Linked DNA regions of Homo sapiens: region 2 is linked to region 1. A link is an interaction called in ENCODE POLR2A ChIA-PET data of the cell type or tissue named here. Cell type or tissue: Panc1. All regions are shown on one strand.

What was found. ChIA-PET counts read pairs that join two places held together with the same protein. Peaks named below come from ENCODE experiments on the same cell type or tissue, not always from the same donor. Only the 100,000 strongest peaks of a DNase experiment are listed, where the experiment ranks them.
Region 2: POLR2A ChIA-PET joins it to region 1 with 15 read pairs; 4 of 35 experiments call an interaction of 5 or more read pairs at or near these places.

What each region holds. Positions count from the first base shown.
Region 1 is chr10:4,264,375-4,269,374 of GRCh38, reverse strand. No RefSeq gene overlaps it. Among named protein-coding and RNA genes, the nearest start is that of LINC00702, 23 kb to the right of the region's middle. In Panc1, CTCF peaks have their summits at 1,620 and 1,821 (motif pointing right); no DNase peak of the experiment used is centred here; H3K27ac peaks cover 3,671 bases.
Region 2 is chr10:4,122,589-4,127,588 of GRCh38, reverse strand. No RefSeq gene overlaps it. Among named protein-coding and RNA genes, the nearest start is that of LINC00702, 120 kb to the left of the region's middle. In Panc1, no CTCF peak of the experiment used is centred here; no DNase peak of the experiment used is centred here; H3K4me3 peaks cover 257 bases; H3K27ac peaks cover 4,308 bases.

The DNA.
Region 1 (5,000 bases):
TGAAGTGAAGACTGCATTGGCTCTGACTTAGTCACATGCAGAATCTGAAATCCGATGAGCCCAATTCTAAATCTTGGGTCACCTTTAGCCTTACCTTTGAATTGTTTTCTTCACTTTCTTCCCTGGGAGAAAGCTCATTGCTAAAGACCTATGATAGCTTCAACATTTGAGTGAATTTTCATGCTATAAAATGATATGGGTTATTTTAAAACAAAATAGTACAAAATAATTTATCATTCATAACATTTTTCTATATCCATTTGCTCAAGCATGAGTTAGAATCCTCTTAAATTAAGGAAATGAAATTTCCTACACTGTTCTCTGGCATGGAAGCAGCATTCATTATGCATCTCCTAAATTTCCTCTTTACACCACCTCCCCTAAGGAAGGAGCTTGAACTCCCATGGAGAGTTTTCATCTCTTCTCATGTTTCCCTTCTTCAAGTCAATGGCCAGTCCTAAGCCACTTTGTTTTTCCTATCTGTCTAGTTTTATCTCTTTTCCCATCCCCGTGTCCATGGCAAAGCTTGTGGCAAGTATAGGTAGGTAGAAATAATTAATGCTGCGATATGGTTTGGCTGTGTCCCTACCCAAATCTCAACTTGAATTGTATCTCCCAGAATTCCCACGTGTAGAGGGAGGGACCCAGGAGGAGGTAATTGAATCACGGGGGCCAGTCTTTCCCATGCTAGTCTCATGACAGTGAATAAATCTCATGAGATCTGATGGGTTTATCACGGGTCTCTGCTTTTGCTTCTTCCTCATTTTCTCTTGCTGCCACCATTTAAGAAGTGCCTTTTGCCTCTCGCCATGATTCTGAAGCTTCCCCAGCCATGTGGAACTGTAAGTCCAATTAAAACTCTTTTTCTTCCCAGTCTTGGGTATGTTTTTATCAGCAGTGTGAAAACAGACAAATACGTGCTGAGACACGTGGCGTGGTCGGGGTAGAGCGGCAGATTTTATCAGGCTCCGGGTCTAGGTACAGCTGTGATGGGCATTGTGTTACTGTCCGTTTGAAAACTCAATTTACCATCTTAACCTCAGCCTTGAGGTAAGAAGCATGTTATGTTTCTTAGCATCTACTTATTGAGTACAAGTAACAATGTGTCTTCCCTGAGCTGGGTTTGCCTTTGGAGTTGCTCTGAAGTTTCAAATACAATAAGTCACGCCAGATCTTCCCACGGCTTAAAAACGCTTTAAACGTCACTTAGGATTCCTGAAGTCTTGCACATACCTCTTGATCATTTCAATAAAGTGGAATCAAATTTATCTGTCTAATCGAATGAAGACTTTTCCATAGGAAGTCCTAGTAAAACACTGAGTCTTTTGATCCTGAATACTCAGCCTCCATTGTATTTTCTCAGTGTCTCATTGTGTCACTTTATTTTGTTTTAGTAAGCTTATTTTTTCTTTGTTTTTCTTATTTTGTTTAAATTTTCACCATCAGACATTTGTCTGAAATCCAAGCTGATTAAGATAGCAACTTTCCCCAAAAGTTAAATTTCACTGGGACCTTCATATTTATTGCCCTCATAGATAATACCACTTCTTAGCAAAGACTCATAAACCATTTCTCACAGTACTGAAAACCTTTTCTGTTTTTTGAATTTTTACTCTTTAGAGCAAGGATCTTCCAGTTTCATATTTTTCTTACATTCCTGAAACAGCGAAATGGAACAGCTACCACTTTTTATTTGAGTAGCACAGAGAACAGAATACATGTAACTCATCATCACAGGGGCTACCATCATAAATACAGTTTGTAAAAGGAGACAGGATCCTTGGAAATGTTTCCAGCAGGTGGAGCACATCATGGCTCCAATCCATGTGCGGCTCCCCTTTATTGCTTACTAAGGATGCATATTTCATATCCTTTAAAAAAATAATAAAATCACACACATGACAGCAAGATTTAATAAGAGAGTCTCAAGCCAAAGAGTAACACCTAGTGCCAATCTGGATATTTTCTGGGGCATAGGATTGAGAAATTTCAGGAGACCTCTGAAAAAATACACATACAAATCCCCAAAATAAAAGCTCCAGAACACCTGGTGCTCCTCCCTGGGCCTCTGCGCCTGGCCATGCCTAGGACACAGGAGAAGGTGTGGGAGAAGTGCAACGCTCAAAGTCCACTCGTAATCCCTGCAAGACGCCCACGCATATTCCAGGAAGATGAGAAGGTATTCATTTTAATGCAGCATTCATAGTTTAACTAAATACATGACAGAACCCACGAATCAAAAAAAAAAAAAACAGCAAAACCCCATTTGTTTAAAACTGGGCAACAATTCCAGAAACTAATCAGTAAGCTCTTTCTACTCAACACACAAATTTGTCATCAACCTAATCATCGTCCTCAGCACACAATTACTAAGTTCCCACATCTGCAGGATGCTGTGCCAAACACTCTTGAAAACAAGTTACTCTGTCCCCGCAGGACTTGAGTCTTGAATACAGATGCATAAAGCAGGGCATTTGGATTGCACAATGTGAACACACACACACAAGCATGTCCATTCACACACACTCACATGTGAACATATACACACACACACACATGCATACCCACTTACACACCCTCGTGTGTGTGCATATATGCAGACACATGCATGCACACATACATGTGCATGCACACACTTGTGCACACACACACAATCTAATTATTAAATATATATATTGCAACCAACTGGGACACCCTCAGCTCTACTAAACAAAGAGGAACTTTATTGTATGCCATTGTATTGCATAATGTTTATGAATTAAAAGCAAAAGCCTTAGTGTGCTTGGCAGAGAACATAGATGCATACATCCTGTTTTCCTTCTTAGAGGAACAAATTGTATCTTAACTGCTTCACAGAAAATCATTACGTGTAGTACTCTCACATAGAATCTTTTAGTTATGCAATAAATACTTGTTGAATATAAATGATTACTTTCTAATCTATCTGTATTGTGAGAATGATTTTTTCCTCTATTTCTATATTAGCTGTTATTAAGAAGATTCATGCCTAAGTTCTTCTTTGCTGTCAATCTCTAAAACCCAATAGTCTGGTACTCCCTCAGATGAATCTATAACTTATTAAAAAGATCCTATGAGAATAACACAAATTCTATTATTTGTTGCCATTTTCTAGTCTACCACTGGGATATGATGGAAACACAGGTGTTAAGTGCCACCTCAAAAGCAATCATCTATGTACATAGACCGACTCCCTTTTACTCTGTTGGCTGCTAAGGGAAAGTACCTGATGTGCCATAATTAACATTCAACTGATGCCGCTGGAATTCACAGAATTTTAGTGTTTCTTGTTCCCCCTCAGCTTGTTACAGCCTCAGAGCATTCACCCACCGTGTCTCTGCCTGAAACACACTTCCTGAAGGTGCTTGCATGGACTGCTTCCTTGCTTTATTTAAATCTTTGCTTAAAAGCTTATTGCCACCACCACCAAGCTTCCCCACCAAGTCCAGTCTCTCTCACTTTTGCCAACCCATCAACCTTCCGAGTGTTCATTTATTGTTTCTCTCAGCCAACTAGAATATCAAACAGGAAGGCAAAATATGTCTGCGTTTGGTCACTTCTGTGCTCCCAATGTCTAGACCAGGGCCTAGCACATACAAAGTGCTAAATAAAGATTTCTTGAATTAATAAATCATTGAGTTAAATGTCTCACAGGATATATATTTTTTTAAAAAATTAAATGTGACATCCATTCTTCTGCATCCTCTGTGTTTGTTTTTTGAGACAGGGTTGTGCCTTGTCACCCAGGCTGGAGTACGGTGGTATGATCACAGCTCATTGCAGCCTTGACATTTCAGGCTCAAGTAATCATCTTGCCTCAACCTCCAGAGTAGCTGGGACTACAGGAGCTCATCACCACATCCACCTAATTTCTTTTTTTTTTTTTTTTTTTTTTGAGACAAAGTTTCATTCTTGTCGCCCAGGCTGGAGTGCAATGGCGTGATCTCAGCTCACCGCAACCTCCGCCTCCCGGGTTCAAGCCATTCTCCTGCTTCAGCCTCCTGAGTAGCTGGGATTACAGGCATGCACCACCACACCTGGCTAATTTTGTATTTTTTAGTAGAGACGGGGTTTCTCCATGTTGGTCAGGCTAGTCTCAAACTCCCGACCTCAGGGGATCCACCTGCCTCGGCCTCCCAAAGTGCTGGGATTACACACCTAATTTCTTATATATGTAGAGTTGGGGTCTAACTTTGCTGCCCAAACTGGTCTTGAATTCTTGGGCTCAAGCGATCTTCCTGGCTTGGCCTCCCAAAGTGCTGGGATTACAGGCATGAACCACCTTGCCTGGTCCATTCTTCTGCATATTCTATCACACACATTTGCCAAATGGTGAAAGGTCATAAGGAACTTGTTCCATTCACTTCTGCTTTCTGCATCCCCTACTCCCAGAAAAGCTAGGAAGCAGACATTCCGGTGCCTGATCTCCAGGGAAATGTCCTCACCAGGCTCCACTCCCTGGGCAACCACCTGAGCTCCTCAGGGTTTATCGAGGGTGCTTGTGCTTTTACCAGCTCCACCTGGGGAAGTAAATCTCGCTGAGCTAGAAAAGGACCACACTCTTCATAATGCATGCTCCTTTCCTAATGGTCATGCCCAGGCGCCCTGAGAAAGCTTTTAGGCATCTCAAAAATTGGCCATCAGGCACTACCACTGTTCGCTCTTCACAGGTACATGCCCTCATAAATTCCTGCAGCCACCAGCCCTGCTGGCCCCAGGAGCCAGGGCAACAAGGATAGGCCGAGAAGCTGAGGGTCAGCAGAGACAATGACGCAGCTTATGGAAATGGGGATGTAAGAATTTGGTGAAGAGAGGCAGGATCTTCCTCTTCGAGAGCAAGGTTCTCATGTCCCCAGCATCCAGCAGCACCTGCCTTCTCTGCGTGCCATCATGGCAGCCAAGGTGTGGCAGTGAAGGGTGCAAATGAAGCTGCTGTTTCCATAGAGAGTGTGACTTACTGGAGGAAACCAATATTCACATAA
Region 2 (5,000 bases), 140 kb after region 1:
CCTCTAAGCTGTCCGTGTTCCTTCCTGGGTGTAGGCTGAAGTAACTTTGGGAGGAACTTGGTTTATAGTGGTTTTTTTGTTGTTTGTTGGTTGGTTGGTTGGTTTTTCCAGACAGAGTCTTGCTCTGTTGCCCAGGCTGGAGTGCAGTGGCTCCATCTTGGCTCATTGCAACCTCCACTTCCCGGGTTCAAGCGATTCTCCTGCCTCAGCCTCCTGAGTAGCCAGGACCCACCACCTGGCCCCAGTTAATTTTTGTATTTTTAGTAGAGATGGGGTTTTACCATGTTGACCAGGCTAGTCTTGAACTCCTGACCTCAAGTGATCTGCCCACCTCAGCCTCCCAAAATGCTGGGATTACAGGTGTGAGCCACCATGCCTGGCCAGTTTATAGTTTATAGTTCAAAACAAAAACTATTAACAGCCCTTTCCCAAAACAAACCACCTTCTTGCCTGGGGACTAGACTGCCTTTGTAGAACTAAGAAATTACACACGAGATTGGAAATCATGATTTAGGAGTCAGGCAGCTGGAGGCTACAAGATTCTAACCCTCTCTACGCTGCTCCTAAGATCAGCGCTTGAGATATTTTGCAGCCCCTGCACTTGATGGATCAGCTGCCACCGCCAGCTCAATAAACTGGCTCATCTGATCTTGTGGCCCCCACCTGGGAACTGACTCAGCACAAGAAGACAGCTCCGACTCCCTATGATTCCCTCTCAGACCAATCAGTACTCCAGGATCCCTGGCTTCCCCTTACCCACTAAGTTGTCCTTAAAAATTCTGATCCCTGAATTCTCAGGAAGACTGATTGGAGTGATAATAAAAATCCTGCCTCCAGCACAGCTGGCTCTGCATAAATTACTCTTTCTCTATTGCAACTCCCCTGTCTTGAGAAATTGGCTCTGTCTAGGCAGCAGGCGAGGTAAACCCACTGGTTGGTTACAACTTGATTAGGTCAGATCCACCCAGGTTAATCTCCCTTTTTAAAAATAAAATGTTACCTCTAATCAAAACTAATCACAGGAGTGATAGCCGATCCTCTTCACAGCCCTAGATGATACAGGACTTGTACAGCAGGGAGAGGAATTTTGGGAGGCACCTTAGAATTCTGCTTGTCACAGCAGGCCAACAAATATGGTCTTTATTCCAGGTGGTATGTGCCATGCAAAATGTATGAAGAACCAACAACTCTGAGAGAGATGTAATCATAGTAGGTTTATTCCCCAATACATGCACCAAGTCCACACAGCAAGATAGGGGCTTGCACCAGAGTAAGAGATTTAATTGTACAGTCACTGAATGAGGAGACAGGAGGAAACCTCTAATCCATCTCCACAAAGAATTTAGGGTTAGGATTTTTCAGGGTTTTGGAATGGGCCAAAGTGAAAAGATCATTGACTGATCAATGAGTGCAAGAAGAAGCTGTATTCTCATGCTGAGTCCATTCCTCTGTGGCTCTTCAAATTGGTTGCCCAAATTCAGGTCTGAAGAACACCTTAAGCAATCCTTAAACTAAAGCCTTATAATTCTAATGTCAGAGATCCAGTTTATAGGGACAGTGGAATGCAAATGGCTGGTATCTAGTGCTATGTGACGTTTAGAAACATGGAAGTGGGCCAGCATGCAGCCTGATGAATGCTTAATTATAACCATATTTCTGTCTAGAACCTGGTATTCAATTCCTGTCAACCTGCTGGGGATGGTTTCAGATTATTGCTGTGGCTGTGGTTTCATTCACATTAGTGCTTAAAAGAATGGTAGCATCCTTTGCTGCATTCACTGAAAATTTTGGTTAAAGAAAAGAAGTGGCCAAGAAACATGGTCTTCCACTAATCACTGAGTGTTCTTCCCCAGAACTAGTGAGGTTTTAGGTGATGATTGACCTCTACAACAATTTTTAGGAGTCCTACATTTGAAATTTTTCATTCTTTGGAGACTTCGGAAATGTATTATTATTATTATTATTATTTTATTTTATTTTATTTTATTTTATTTTTGAGATGGAGTCTCTCTCTGTCATCCAGGCTGCAGTGCAATGGCATGATCTTGGCTCACTTCAACCTCCGCCTTCCAGGTTCAAGCCATTCTCCTGCCTCAGCCTCCCAAGTAGCTGGGATTACAGGCATGTGCCACCAAGCCTGGATAATTTTTGTATTTTTAGTAGAGATGTGGTGGTTTCACCATGTTGGCCAGGCTGGTCTCGAATCCCTGACCTCAAGTGATCTGCTCACCTCAGCCTCCCAAAGTGCTGTGATTACAGGCATGAGCCACCGCTCCCAGCCTGAAATGTATTACTTTCTTTATCCCCTTATGTTGTATTTTAACTTTAAATACCATTCTTCCATACCATACCAATTGCACCTTACTAAGGAAACATGAAAACTTAATACACATGAGATGAATAAGTAGTTTGATTGTTTGCTGAGAAATTCATTATTTCCTATAGAAGATTCTTTCTGAGAGAGTAGATTCATTAATTCCAAAGAAGGCTGCAAACATATATCCTACTGTATGTTCTTGTGTGTGTGACTTTGAAATTCCTTCTGTTGAGAGATGGGTGACATTTTCTCTACCCTTGAGTCCTGCTGGTCTTTAGTAGCTGTGTGGCTCAGTAGTGTCTGTGTAGAAGAGAGCACAGTACTTCTAGCCAACTCTCTCAGAACCCTCATTTCTGGAGTGCTGAACCCCCATGTCAGATGTCTGAATCTACTGAAGCCTCCATGTTGTGAGGAGGCCCAAGATAGCTCATGTGCAGAGACCACATGGAGAGAACCTGAGATAGAGCCACCCAGCAGGCCCTAGTTGCTCCAGCTCCTTGTTGTTACAACACCAGCCACTTTGTGACTACAAATATGTGAGCATGCATGTTTTCATTTGTGTTGTGTTTATGTGTGTACTCACATATTTACCTGTATGTGAGTCTAAGCCCTGCCCAGACCACTGCAAGGGGAATTTGTTAACCAGGAAAAACTTACTGGAACTTTCCTTTGGTAAGAGCTGGCAAATTTATTGCTCTGGAAGTCATATAGAAAGCAAGCAAGATTACTGTAGACATTTTCAAAGCAAAATACAGGATGCATTTGCTATTTTAGTCAGCCCAGTATCTTTTTTTTTTTTTTTTTTTTTTTGAGACGGAGTCTCGCTCTGTCGCCCAGGCTGGAGTGCAGTGGCGCAATCTCAGCTCACTGCAAGCTCTGCCTCCCTGGTTCACGCCATTCTCCTGCCTCAGCCTTCTGAGTAGCTGGGACTACAGGCGCCTGCCACTACGCCCGGCTAGTTTTTTGTATTAATTTTTAGTACAGACGGGGTTTCACCATGTTAGGCAGGATGGTCTCGATCTCCTGACCTTGTGATCCACCTGCCTTGGCCTCCCAAAGTGCTGGGATTACAGGCTTGAGCCACAGCGCCCGGCCTAGTCAGCCCAGTATCTTATAGCTGTTGACGACATTCTGGGGATATGAATGTAGCTTACAAACGCTAGTATTTCTACAGAAAGCAGAAATAATTTAACTGTCATTTTCACATTTATATTTAATAAAATCAACTTTGGATCACAATGTGAGGTGAGAGGACTACTGCTACAATGTTATATAAATGTATACATTAATATTTATGCACCAAAAAGATTCGAGTGACTGTGAAGTGAAATAAGATAAGGAGTTGTGAAAAACAAGCTAATGATCATTTAAAATTTTAATGCAGGTATACCTCAGAGACATGGCAGGTTTGGGTCCAGACACTACAATAAAGTTAATATTGTAATAAAGCCAGTCACACAAATATTTTGGTTTTCCACAGTATATATGTTATGTTTACACTATACTGTAGTCTATTAAGTATGCAATATAACTGTGTCTAAAAAGATGTACATACCTTAATTTAAACATACTTTATTGTTACAAATGCTAACGATCATCTGAGGCTTCAGCTAGTTGTAATCTTTTTGCTGCTGGGAAGGCTGAGGTGACTGTGGCAATTTCTTAAAATAAGACAATGAAGTTTCCTACATTGATTGACTCTTCCTCTTACAAAAGACTTCTCTGTAGCATGCTGTGCTGTTGGATAGCATTTTACCCATAGTAGAACTTCTTTCAAAATTTGAATCAGTCCTCTCATCTCCTGCCACTGCTTTATCAACTGTGTTGATGGAATATTCTAACTCCTTTGTTGTCATTTCAACAATGTTCTCGGCTTCTTCACCAGGAATGGATTTTATCTCAAGAAGCCACTTTCTTTGCTCATCCATAAGAAGTGACTCCTCATTCGTTAATTCTGCTAGCTTTAAACTTTTCTTCTGCAGTTTCCCTGCTTCTTTCAGTCTTCACAGAATTGTAGAGAGTGAAAGCCTTCCTCTGGATTAGCCTTTGGCTTAAGGGAATGAGTGGCCAACTCGATCTTCTATCCAGACCACTCAACTTTCTCCCTATCAGCAATAAAGCTATCTTACTTTCTTTTCATTTCTGTTTTCACTTGAGTAGCACTTTTAATTTCCTTTAATAACATTTTCTGTGCATTCACAAATTGGCTAAATGTTTGGCACAAGAGGCCGAGCTTGTGACCCTTCTCAGCTTTCAGTATGCCTCCCTCACTAAACTTATTTCTAGCTTTTGATTCGAAGTAGAGACAAGGGATTCTTCCTTTCACTTGAACACTTTGAGACTATAGGTTATTAATTGGCCTAATTTTAATATTATTGTGTCTCAGGAAACAGGGAAGCCTGAGCAGAGGGAGAGAGCTGGGGAACGGCTGTCTGATGGAGCTCTCAGAACACACACAACACTTCTCGATTAAGTTTGCTGTTTTATATGGGTGCAATTTGTGGCACCTCCAAACAATAAGAATAATGTCAAAGATCACTGATCCCAGATCATAGTAGCAAATATAATAATGAAAGAGTTTGAAATATTTGAGAATTAACCAAAATGTGACATGATGGCATGCAGTGCGCACCTGCTGTTGGACAAATGGTGCTGATAAGTTTGCTTCATGCGGGGTTGCCGC